2 separate regions of the Mus musculus genome follow, and region 2 is linked to region 1. The links are chromatin loops, found by intact Hi-C in ENCODE. Cell type or tissue: gastrocnemius. All regions are shown on one strand. Each heading gives the region's core, and the rest is flanking DNA. Links, peaks and the distances in the headings are about the cores only.

Region 1 (5,937 bases), core at 518-5,517:
TTATAAACTATCACCTCATAAACCGGGCTGCTCATTAAGCTGGTCAGAATGACTATTTAAGAATGCGGGCTCTGATCTAAGTAGCCTCAGGTGAGGGTGGTCTTTCCTGAACCAGAGGTGTGGTTGGACAGTGGCTCTGAGTCCTGAGCAGTAGAGAAGGAGCTGCCTCCTGGCAGTGTAGCATCCTCTGACCCAGTGCAGCCCTTCCTGAGACTCACCGCCTTTCTACCCTTGTCCTGGGGCTTGCATTGAGCTCTCTTTGAATCTGAAGTTAACTCAAATTGTTCTCGGTGGCGTTCATAGCGTAGTGTGGTAGTGAGAGTCCTGCCCATCCTGGGAGATGTTACTACCAGGAGAGCAAGAAGGAAAAGATAAAAGAGTGTGTTGCAAGTATTCCCATCAGAAAGGAGGTTACATTAGTGTCAAGAGATAGATGCATTAAGCAGCTTTAATTAATAATTCTATGTGGTCTTTCTAAGTGATAACAAGAGCACCTCATTGCCTTGCATGTGTGTGGTGGGTTCAGAGTTTAGCATGCATGTCGAGGCCAGAAGACTTTGAGGTGTTACTCTAAGAGTCACCCACCTTGGTTTTTGAGGCAGTCTCTCACTGGTCTGGGACTCACCAAGCAGACTAGGCTAGCTGACCAGCAAGCTGAGAAGATCTACTTGTCTCTGCCTTCTAAGCACTGGGGTTTCAAGAGTGCACTACCCCATCTGGCTTTTACAAAACATGGCTTCTGGGAAGCAAACTCAGGCCCTTGTGTATCTCTTGTAGTCTATTGTACTTGTCGAAAGGACTAGTTCTTTCCTGTTCTCAGACTATTACTGATGGGCTCAAGCCAATCCTAAGTCATTCAATGGAGCCAGAAAATAGCTTTGACTTGGCCAGACAGAATGATGTCACTTGACCCTTATAAACATTCTCTCACCCTCCAGGCTCAAACTCCAGTGCCACTGTCCCCAACTTCACTCCTTCTATCTCCGGCCTCCATTCTGATTGGCACATTGCTTCCTTCCTCTTAAATCAAGTCCCTCCTGCATCCTCCCAACCTTGGGCTCCCATTGTTGTCATCTTACAGAATGTCTGTTTCTTGTGAAACTTCTAAACCATCGCCTCAGGTCTTCTCATTGCCACCCCCTCTTTCCTTGTAGCCTGAGAAGTATGTGGGCATGTCTATAAAGCTCTACTGAGGTGACGTCATTCTGTTTTGCTTCTGGCACTTGCACTAACTCACTCACTTAGCCTGACATCAGAGACCCTGTGTGATGACAAACCAACACACATTTCCCAGTGCCGACTGGGACTGGCAGGTAGGCTCATTTGCTACTGTTCTGCATGTATGTGGGGGAGGGAAGAGAAGAGTTGGGGAGGAGGGAGGGAGAGATATGAATCTTTATTCTATCTTGTTCTTTCTCCTTTTTATCTTCGACTTCTTTTGGGTTTTGTTGTTGTGTTGTTTTGTTTTTAGGACAGAATCTTACTCTGCAACCAAGGTTGATCTTGAACTGGTAGCAATTCTCCTGCCTCTGACTCCTAAGTGCTGGGACTATAATCATAAAACTGCCACACCTCATTTCTTGTGTGTCCCCTCTATCTTCACACATACACAATCACAATGGCCACATCTCACCCACTTAGAAGAAAGTTTTCTTACTGTCTTACAGCAGGCCTATCCAGAGTTCCCTCTGATGTCATATTCTTAGTACAACAACCCTGATAAAGTTCAAGGTCAGCCAAGACCCTGCAACAAGCTGCCTGCCAAAGGCATAGCCATGAACTTCTCCAAGATCCAACACACTGGTGACAAATCTGTGCTCAGAAGTCTGCTTCATGCAGTCTCCCAACGTCCGGTGTATGGCCCTCTCTCAATAATTTATCTCATGCATTTACTAATGTGGCCTCGAAGCATAACTAGCTATATCTGGCTCTTATCCATCCCTCTATATAATCTTTGAAGGCAACCCTGTCCAGGCTTTGTACACGAAGTAAATAGGTCTTATAGAAACAAGAATGCAAACCATCTGTGGAGAAGCAGTTTGGACAACAGAGTTCAGGAGAGAGGTCATGGCCAGTGCCCTGAGGGGTTCTTCAGGCATAAGATGGACACTAGACTGAGCAGATGAGACATGGTCCGTGGACGGGGGGTGAGGTGGAAGTGAAGGAGAGCAGGGTTTGCAAGGCATTGCCCCATCAGCACAGGCTGAGGAAAAGTGACGGTGATATAGGCAGAGTTAGTTCACGGAAGGGGAGGGATCTGCAGGGCTTCCCTAAGCAGAGGCTGAGCACCGTGGTACTGAGAAAGAACAGTGTGGTTGCTCTTTCCAGCAAGAGCTCTCCATGGGTCCCAAGGCCAAACACCAATGTTCAATACATTTTGACTCAATACATTAAACTTCCTGTAGAAAATGTAACAATTCAAACGGTAATAACGTGTCTCCTGACCATAAAATTAGAAAATTATGCCAGTGAACTAGAAACCCAGAACCTTATTGTTTACCAGGATTCCACGGAGGGTGTATAAGACCCAGCCTTAGGGAGAGGGGGCTATAGAACAGAGAGGACTTGAAATGAGGCCACCGGGGTAATCACCACTAGGTGGCGCACTCCATTGTTTGCTAAGCCTCTGACTCACTGTGCCAACCACTCCAGACACCAGGAAAGGAAGATACAGCCAATAGGTCCATGGAGGCTGAGTGGGGCAAAGAGAGTACCCCAATCTCTCTGCTGCTGGCTCCCAGAATGTTCTGCTTTGCAAACCACTCTGAAGACAACTGCTCTTAGAAACTACTGAGGGCAGAAAGTGGATCATTTCACCGCTGGTAACACTAAAGACAGAAAGTGGGAGACTTTTGTAAGCAGTGCCTGGGAGTGTCTTACAGATGGCCTATTCACCCAGGATCTGAACACAGAACTCAGAATTCATCGTTACTCCGGGTCAATGAGTGTTTCATTTCTGTCAGGGTATGAAAACCAAACGACTCCATTTTTTCCTTTGTACCTTGGCTACTAGGAAATTAGATCTACTCGTGCAATGTTCTTTAAGTACTTAATTCATTCTACCTACATAGTATCTTTCTAATTGTCACATTATAGAGTTAGTCTTTTATGTTTTTAAAAAAGATAAAATGAGGAAGGCCTCATCTTTGAATCATTTGAAACTAAAAACCTTAAATTTAACCTTATTTTTATTTTTAACAGTGTCATACGTGTATATAATGAATTTTAATAATTTTTTTTTGCTCCCTAACACCCTCTCTAACCCCACCTCATTCTCCTTCAGAAACCCTTCTTCCAGATACATATCAGCACACTCATACCCGTCACCTCCGCAGAGATACTTTCTCCTTGAAAGATAAGAAGTGATGTTAAAACATGAATAATCCAATCGACTGAACCAAAGACCCACGTTTCTTTGAAGAGATAGCGGCACAGGTGCAAGCATGTTGCTCCAATGGCTTAGCAGCAAGTGGGATGCCCATGAGAACCAGCGTGGACAGTTTCTTTATTTACTGTGCTCCGGGGTGACACTGGCCCTGGGGGGGGGGGGTGACGTCACACGGGGTAGATCAGAAATGGGTTCTCAGCTCAGCAGCTGCTCAGGCTGATAAGATAGGCATCAGAGCCGGGTGTTGATGGTCCTGTCCACTTTGGCTCCCTTCCATCGTGGCAGGGAAGACATGGATGGTGGCTTTTTGCCATCTACAGCCAGGAACCATGGAGATGACGATGGTCTCAGTTCACTTTCCCCCTCATTCCATCTTACTCCATCACAGCCTAACGTGAGAGATGGTGCCATTTCCAGGTGAGCCTCTTATTAAAGCTCTCTTTGAACATCCTCATGGACACTCCAGGAGGTTGATGTAGGTGATTCTAAATCCCTCATGTCAACAATCTCAATCAACCACCACACAACTCTTCACAACATGGCTACCCAGGGGGCGCTGTCTTCCTGAGCCTCTGCACTCCACAGACTCTGGCAGTCCTGCTCTTCATGACTGGTTCTCTTTTAACGTCCTATACCTGCAGCACAGCTCCAACCAGCAACCTGGGAAAGCCCTGGGCCCCAAGAGTTCCACTTGCCTCCTGCTAGTCCCCAGGAACCTCACCTGGATACTCCCACTCCTCCTTAAGGGTTACCCATGTCCCTTCATGGGACATCCCCGGCACTGAGCCAGGTCTTCATCTTTGGGTTTAAACAAAGGCCTGTTGACAACTCCTGTTGGTTCCCTCTGTCTACCATCCTCTGATGTCTGAGCAGCTGGCTGTGTCAGAGATCTGTGTGCCTAGAATATTCCCAGCACTCAATAAATGTACAGGAAGTTGTTGTTGGCACTATTGTTTCACCTTCAGCCTTAGTTAGATCAGTAACTCACCTATAAAATAGAGGTTCTGGGGCTACTGGGAGGATTCAGTGAATATAGACATAATGAACAGAATGTTCTCCCATATTCTAAGCACTTGATACAATTTTAGCTTTTTGATAGGCTAAATGAGTATTGGAGTAATGATAGAGTCAGCATTAAAATTTAAATTCTTCACTTACCTAGTGAGGTTTCTTTTTCTTTTAAATAATTTCGCATTCAATCCACATCAACAAGCCAGTGTGGTACGTTATAGCAAATACAGATTGTTATTGCACAAGGCACCCACCAGTCACAGACAGACCTATGACATCACTAGACATATGTCCTGTATGGAGGGGTAAGAACCAAATTTCTTTCCCACTGGCCCTAGGCTCACTCCTAGAACTCAGGACAGCACAGGGAGTTTAGTAAGTGATGTGGAAAAAGCAACCTCGTACCCGGATGTAACCCAGGATCTGTTTCTGGCATCTGCTAGCGCAATTTTAATTAGCTTCCAGAACAGATACCACCATGGGGCTGATGCTGCACTTGCCATTTAAAGCACGGTGGGGTGACTTTGTTTCATAAAGCCATGCTGGCTGCTTAGATTGGAGAGTACACCACGTTTGTGAAGATGAAAATGATATCATTATGCTCTAAGGAGAGTCTATAAGTTTTACAAGCCAATTCCAATGGTCAACGAATCAGAAAAGCTGTTTCCCTCCCCACCACCCCCGCTGCCCCCAAGGCTGACTCTTGCAATTCTTTGGGGCCTGTTCATGACGACCAATGCCAAAAATAGAACCAGAGAGGAGGTCCTGCTTCCTCAGAAGCTTCTGAGTGCTTCCCATCAGCGTGTCAAGACGGACAACACTGTGGGAAAATAACTCTTCCCAGTATCCGATAACTCTGTGGACATCCTAATTGCAGGATGGCATCCTTTCAGACAAAAAGTGGGATTCCCCAGCTGAATGGCTGTCTACACTGTACCACCTCACATAACTGAGATACACCAAAGCTAAGAGGAGGGAACTCGCTGGGGGCATGGCTCGAAGCTCCAGTGTTGGCCTAGCGTAGTTGAAACTCTGGATTCCATCCCTAGATCCACAAAAACAGAGAAGGAAAAAAAGAAAAAAGACCCCCCAGGCTGGAAGACATAGATTCCTCTGGTGATTTTTAACTAGCTTTATCTAATAGGGATTTATTTAACAGTAAAAAAGAGACCCCGGAACTCTTGACTCTAGCTGCATATGTATCAAAAGATGGCCTAGTCGGCCATCACTGGAAAGAGAGGCCCATTGGACACGCAAACTTTATATGCCCCAGTACAGGGGAACGCCAGGGCCAAAAAATGGGAATGGGTAAGTAGGGAAGCGGGGTGGGGGGGAGGGCGGGTATGGGGGACTTTTGGGATAGCATTCTAAATGTAATTGAGGAAAATACATAATAATAAAAAATTTTTAAAAAAAGAGACAACAAATGTTACCCACTGCTCTGCCTACCACTGTATATTCTGTTACAATATGGCAGCATATGAACAGAATTGATCAGTTCAGAGAGCAACAAACAGTGTGTGTGTGTGTGCGTGTGT
Region 2 (5,468 bases), core at 1-5,000, 180 kb after region 1:
TATACACTCACACACACATGCACACATGCATGCACACAGAGACATATGCACTATACACACACACACACACACACACACACACACACATTAATTTTGAAAATATAAGACCCAACATTTAAATTCTGTTCGTCTAATGATCCTTAGAAGTTATGGGTTCTATCCAAAGTAAGGCAGACCAGCATAGATAGCAGTTTTACAATTAATGAAACTCAGACCAGTGGAGGTTAGTATCAATCAGATATGTAGGGCGATTAGTATCAATGACAAACTTAGAACAGAATTGGGGTCTGCATAAGCAGGTTGATGGACTTGGCATTTGTACACACGGGCCCCCACTCTTTACACACTCACTGAAAGCTGAGGTAAATTCATTTGCCCGTTAGTCAAAAAAAATGTATTTTGGGGTTTTGTTAGCAGGAAAATAAAGCTTCCAACAGATTTCCAGTAAGGTTATGAAATATATATTAACTTTAAATTCTATAAAATTTTAAGAATTTAATTTCTATAGCATTTAAAAATGCACCCAAACTCTAACTATTTAAATTTAAACAGAATAGACCTGTATACTTTCAAGTGTGACTCAGGGAGTAGCATTTAGGGCCATCTTATTAGTTTCACTCAATGGGACACATATGAACTGGGTCTTACCCGAAGGGTTCAGATATTAAAGCCCTGGTAGGGAGTCTGTGCTTGAAGGAGAGGACACCCCAAGATCTGTTTGCTTGTTTTGTTCTGTTTTGTAATCTTGAGAATATTTTTTAAGTTTTTAGGAATTTATGCATTTGTACGTATGTTGAGGTATATCAATTACTTTCACTCACTTATCTGTTACATTGGTTCAGATGTTATACTGATTCTCTGTGACTCAAGAAACTGATCTATAGCATGGCTGTAGGTCAGAGCTGTCTGGACTAGCATACCAACCCACCTAGGGACTTCTGGAGAATACAAATTCTCATAGCAGTGCCCTGTCCCCCATGCTTCCTAACAGAAATTCTGATGAAGGCAGGAGAGAGGACTTATGGTCCCACAGTCTGGATTTAGACATTTTCTTTTCCATGAAATCCTCTCATTCAGATTTGAGCACAATAGCTTAATTTAGTATCCAGTGCCAGGATTTCTTGGAATCCTGGGATTTTGAACACAGCTATGATTTGGCTGAGTCCTACTGAGGCAGCAAGACCAAGGGCTGAGGGCAACAGCACAGGGCTCTCTCTACACCACTGCCTGCCTCCAGTGCCAAGCTGGCCCAATGCAGTCTGCGTTTAATTGTTTATTGGTGTGGGTTTTTGAGTGTTTGAATGTTGCAAGCAGTAGGGATCCCATTGTGTTCATAAGACGATATTTCTACATTTACCCAATATTCAGAAGTAAGTCCCCAAGAAAGGGAATTAGGAGTATTTTCTACTAAGTGAGCAAAGAAGATTTCTTAAAATGAATTCAGTGAACTGCAAAGCTTGTGCAAGTTGGGTTGAGAGACTTGGCAGTCAGGGATGGACGAGATGAAGGAGCAGGGTGAGGCAGTCAGGGATGGGTGGGATGAAGGAGCAAGGTGAGGTGGGGAGTCAACACAGAGCCTAGAGGGGCTTGTATTTGGAGGAAGATGTATACAGTATTAATCCAGAACTCCAGCTTCACATTATGCGAAGTCCTCACATGTCTTTGGTAACAAGTACTTTTCTTTTTGCCTCTGAAACTTGTTTTAATTAATAAAATGTATTTCATGCCTTAATTTTGTCTTTTAAGAGTGATTAGCACTTAAAAGTATAAGCAAGACAAATGGAGGAAATAAAGTTTGAAAATCACTCAGAGAATTCTTCTTGTTTAAAAAGATGCATACATCTTTTAAGCAACAGCACACATTTTTTGAAGCATTTTTTTTATTAGATATTTTCTTATATACATTTCAAATGCTATCTGGAAAGTTTCCTATACCCTCCCTCTGCCCTGCTCCCCTACCCACCTACTCCCACTTCTTGGCCCTGGCATTCCCCTGTACTGGGGCATATAAAGTTTGGAATACCAAGGGGCCTCTCTTTCCTGTGATGGCTGACTAGGCCATTTTCTGCTACATATGCAGCTAGAGATATGAGCTCTGGGGGTACTGGTTAGTTCATATTGTTTTTCCACCTATTGCAAACCCCTTCAGCTCCTTGGGTGCTTTCTCTAGCTTCTCCATTGGGGGCCCTGTGTTCCATCTTATAGATGACTGTGAGCATCCACTTCTGTATTTGCCAGGCACTGGCATAGCCTCATATGAGACAGCTATAACAGGGTCCCTTCAGCAAAACCTTTCTGGCATATGCAATAGTGTCTGGGTTTGGTTGCTGATTATTGGATTGATCCCTGGGTGGGGTAGTCTCTGGATAGTCCATCCTTTCATCTCAGCTCCAAACTTTGTCTCTGTAACTCCTTTCATAGGTATTTTGTTCCCATTTCTAAGGAGGAATGAAGTATCCACCTGTTGGTCTTCCCTCTTCTTGATTTTCTAATGTTTTGCAATTGTATCTTGGGTGTTCAACAGCACACATTTTAACCACTTCTAATCGGGCACCCACGACAGCAACATTTGACCCAGAAACTGCAAAGAGCATTAACTTTAAGTTAATGGAAGAATGTTAGAATCTTCCCACAGAGTCCTAGGAACGGTGAGACCAAGGAGGCTCTTTTACCCCAAAGCATCGAATGACACAGTGCCACTTAACACAGGACACTCAAATAGAAAGCATGGCCCGAGACAGAAGAAAATCTTTTTTTTTTCAAATTTGTACTTAAGTATGAAAGTACTAAAACTTTTGATAATCAGTCAGGCCAATATGAAATGATCTACATTACTGAGCGATAGTATAAAATGATGTGTTGTATAAGTTTTCAGATAAAAAAGAATATATCATGAAAGCCTTTCTAACTTGGAAATTACTGTAAGGACTTCTTGTCCAAGACATGACTGCCCCCATGTGGGCCAGTTTTGTATCACACTAAGAGGCAGAAATCTAGAAACAAGCATGAGAATTCCGTCAGCATTCCCTGAGAGACTTTATTCTAGATCCATTAATTTGGTGCAAGTAGTTACACACTGATAACAACAAATAGGTTAGAAAATTCTAACTATGGAGATATCCATTATCTTCACTACTCAAGGATGTTCCATACACCAATACACTGTTTTTTTTTTTTTTTTTAGTGGACCTTTTCAGAGATGTCAACTCAGACCCTGCTCACACACATGGACTCAGAACCAGTATCTTAATAAGACTCCCTGGTTATGTGTGTGCATTTAGATCTAGTTCTTGGCTCCATTCCAACCCATATATGTATATATGTATATCTGTGTGTGTATGTATGTGTGTGTATATACATACACACATATATATCGGCTTATTTTCTTTAACTAATGTGATAATTCTACAACTCAGAAAAACATTAAAACAAATTTCCAAAAAGAGGGCTTCTTTTTTGTTTCAGAAGAGATTAGAGTATTTTATTTTGCCCAATCAGAGCTCTTCAGCAAAGAAATTCATTTACATATATAGGAACATTTCTCAGAAACATTAATTTGTAATACATTCTCAAAATACCAGCTTAATGGTATTTATTTACAAAAATATTTCATCACCTAATTTTGAACCTATTTGCTGTGATGACAGTATTTTTTTTTTCTCATTAAGTTACAGAAACGCAAAAGAACTACAAAGTCTGAGGATGTTTTTCAGGGTTTGCAATAGTGCTTTTTTTTTTCTTAAAAAAAAATGAAACACTACACAGATAATTAAAAAAAACTGTACTCCAAAAGCACATTCCAGGAATTATTTTAGAAACAGTTCTGCACTGAGCGAACGTAAAGAGAAAATGCAGGAGATGAACAGTGCGTACGGTGTTGACAGACAGGCTAGCAGTCTGGATGCATGCTTGCCCTCCGCATGGACAACCCTAGGAAACTAAGTCTGTCTGTTTTATAACTGTTTTTTTTTTTGAAACACGTTTACAATGAAAGGAAGTGTAACTAGACAGTGCTCCCCTCCCTAGACTAGCTACCATGTTAAGTAGAGGTCACACCTAAAGTATCACATAGCTATTTACAAAAAAAGAAAAGAAAGAAGGAAAGAAATGATGCCACTATTTCTCATCTTTTCATTACTTCTTAGTGCATCTAAGTCTGTCAGAAACACAGTACACTCTCTTCAATTGGAGCAAAGTTTGGATAACAAAATACAAGTGCTATAAAAAAATAATCAAAACCCCAAACTCACATAAATAAAATCCCACAATTAACCTACACCCATTTTAAATGCCTGAGTCAAATGACCTACAATGAGTTGACACTATTTATACCTTATAAAGATTAAACTATGTGCCTCACTGAAAAATACTTGCAGATATATAATCCCATTTCCTGCACGTAACAGAAAGAGGCCACCCGTAAGCAACTCTGGAGACAATACTGAATTCATAGAAAAACTGAACCAGTAACTTCAGACCCAGACTGGGAAGTTATTAAAATCATTCACTTTCCCAGGAAGCTACGCTACAGCTTTGCCCCTTTCATTTGCAGCAACTGTCTTCCGTTCACAGAATGCTCACAGCATCTGAAGCAAGAGCGATGGTGCCCACATTACTCTACAGCGGGCCAGAGGAAGGAGAGACAGACGGACAAAGGTCAAAGCTCAGCCGCTGCATAGTCATCTCCAAGGCAGCAGCACACTTGGGCTTCAATCTCACCCCAGAACAAACACTGAAAGAAAAAGACAAACAGAAAACCAGAAGGGATACTGGCTACATAGGAGTGTTCTTTTCAAAGTAAATACAGAATAAAAAGGCCTAGGAGTATTGATTAAGTATCAAACTGATAAGGAACAAACTCTATAAACTATTAAAATAAAAAGAAAAAACCTTCATTGACAAAAATACATAAACTCTGTTTCTATTTTTGGAAATTTATTTTTAAAAAAGGTAGAAGAAAATATCTGGAAAACCATTTTCAATATATGTATATATATATGTATTTTAAAACAATAACTAAAATAGGCATCCAATAGCAAGCTGAAGCTTCAGAAAAGGTCTAGAAATTATGGTTGTGGACATTTCCCCTCAAAAAGATCAATATTGGAAAATATTTGGCAGAGTTTTTTTTTTTAACTACATAACTGTGTTTTGTCAGGTGTGAAGGCCTTTCAATAATGCATGACCTTTTAAAACTTAAATGTATCTCAAATGAGATACCAGTATTTCTTAGTATAAGGGTAAAACATAACTTTTTATATGGATAATATACATACTTTTTAAGTACTTTGACTTAACAAGTTCACCATTTTTAAAATTAAAGAGTACATTCATAAAAATTCATCTAAAACTAAAAGTATACTTTCTAGCAGCATATAAACATAGCATGTTTTTATGTGATTATAAAAGCAACTCCGAAAGTGTCGCAACAAAGATCAAGCCCATCGAAACACACAGCAAATCATTTC

The links. Peaks named below come from ENCODE experiments on the same cell type or tissue, not always from the same donor. Only the 100,000 strongest peaks of a DNase experiment are listed, where the experiment ranks them.
Region 2: a loop joins it to region 1, with 4 times the contacts of the local background. A loop is called at or near these places in 16 of 42 quality-filtered maps.

Annotation. Positions count from the first base shown.
Region 1 is chr10:9,573,164-9,579,100 of GRCm38, forward strand. It overlaps a transcript of Samd5 not described here. Among named protein-coding and RNA genes, the nearest start is that of Samd5, 99 kb to the right of the region's middle. In gastrocnemius, for the core only: no CTCF peak of the experiment used is centred there; DNase peaks (open chromatin) are centred at 2,612, 3,660 and 3,941.
Region 2 is chr10:9,752,089-9,757,556 of GRCm38, forward strand. It overlaps Stxbp5 (syntaxin binding protein 5 (tomosyn)), which reads right to left. Exons shown (of 26, transcript NM_001081344.2): 26 at 3,459-5,468. Among named protein-coding and RNA genes, the nearest start is that of Gm31471, 56 kb to the left of the region's middle. In gastrocnemius, for the core only: a CTCF peak has its summit at 2,957 (motif pointing left); a DNase peak (open chromatin) is centred at 2,961.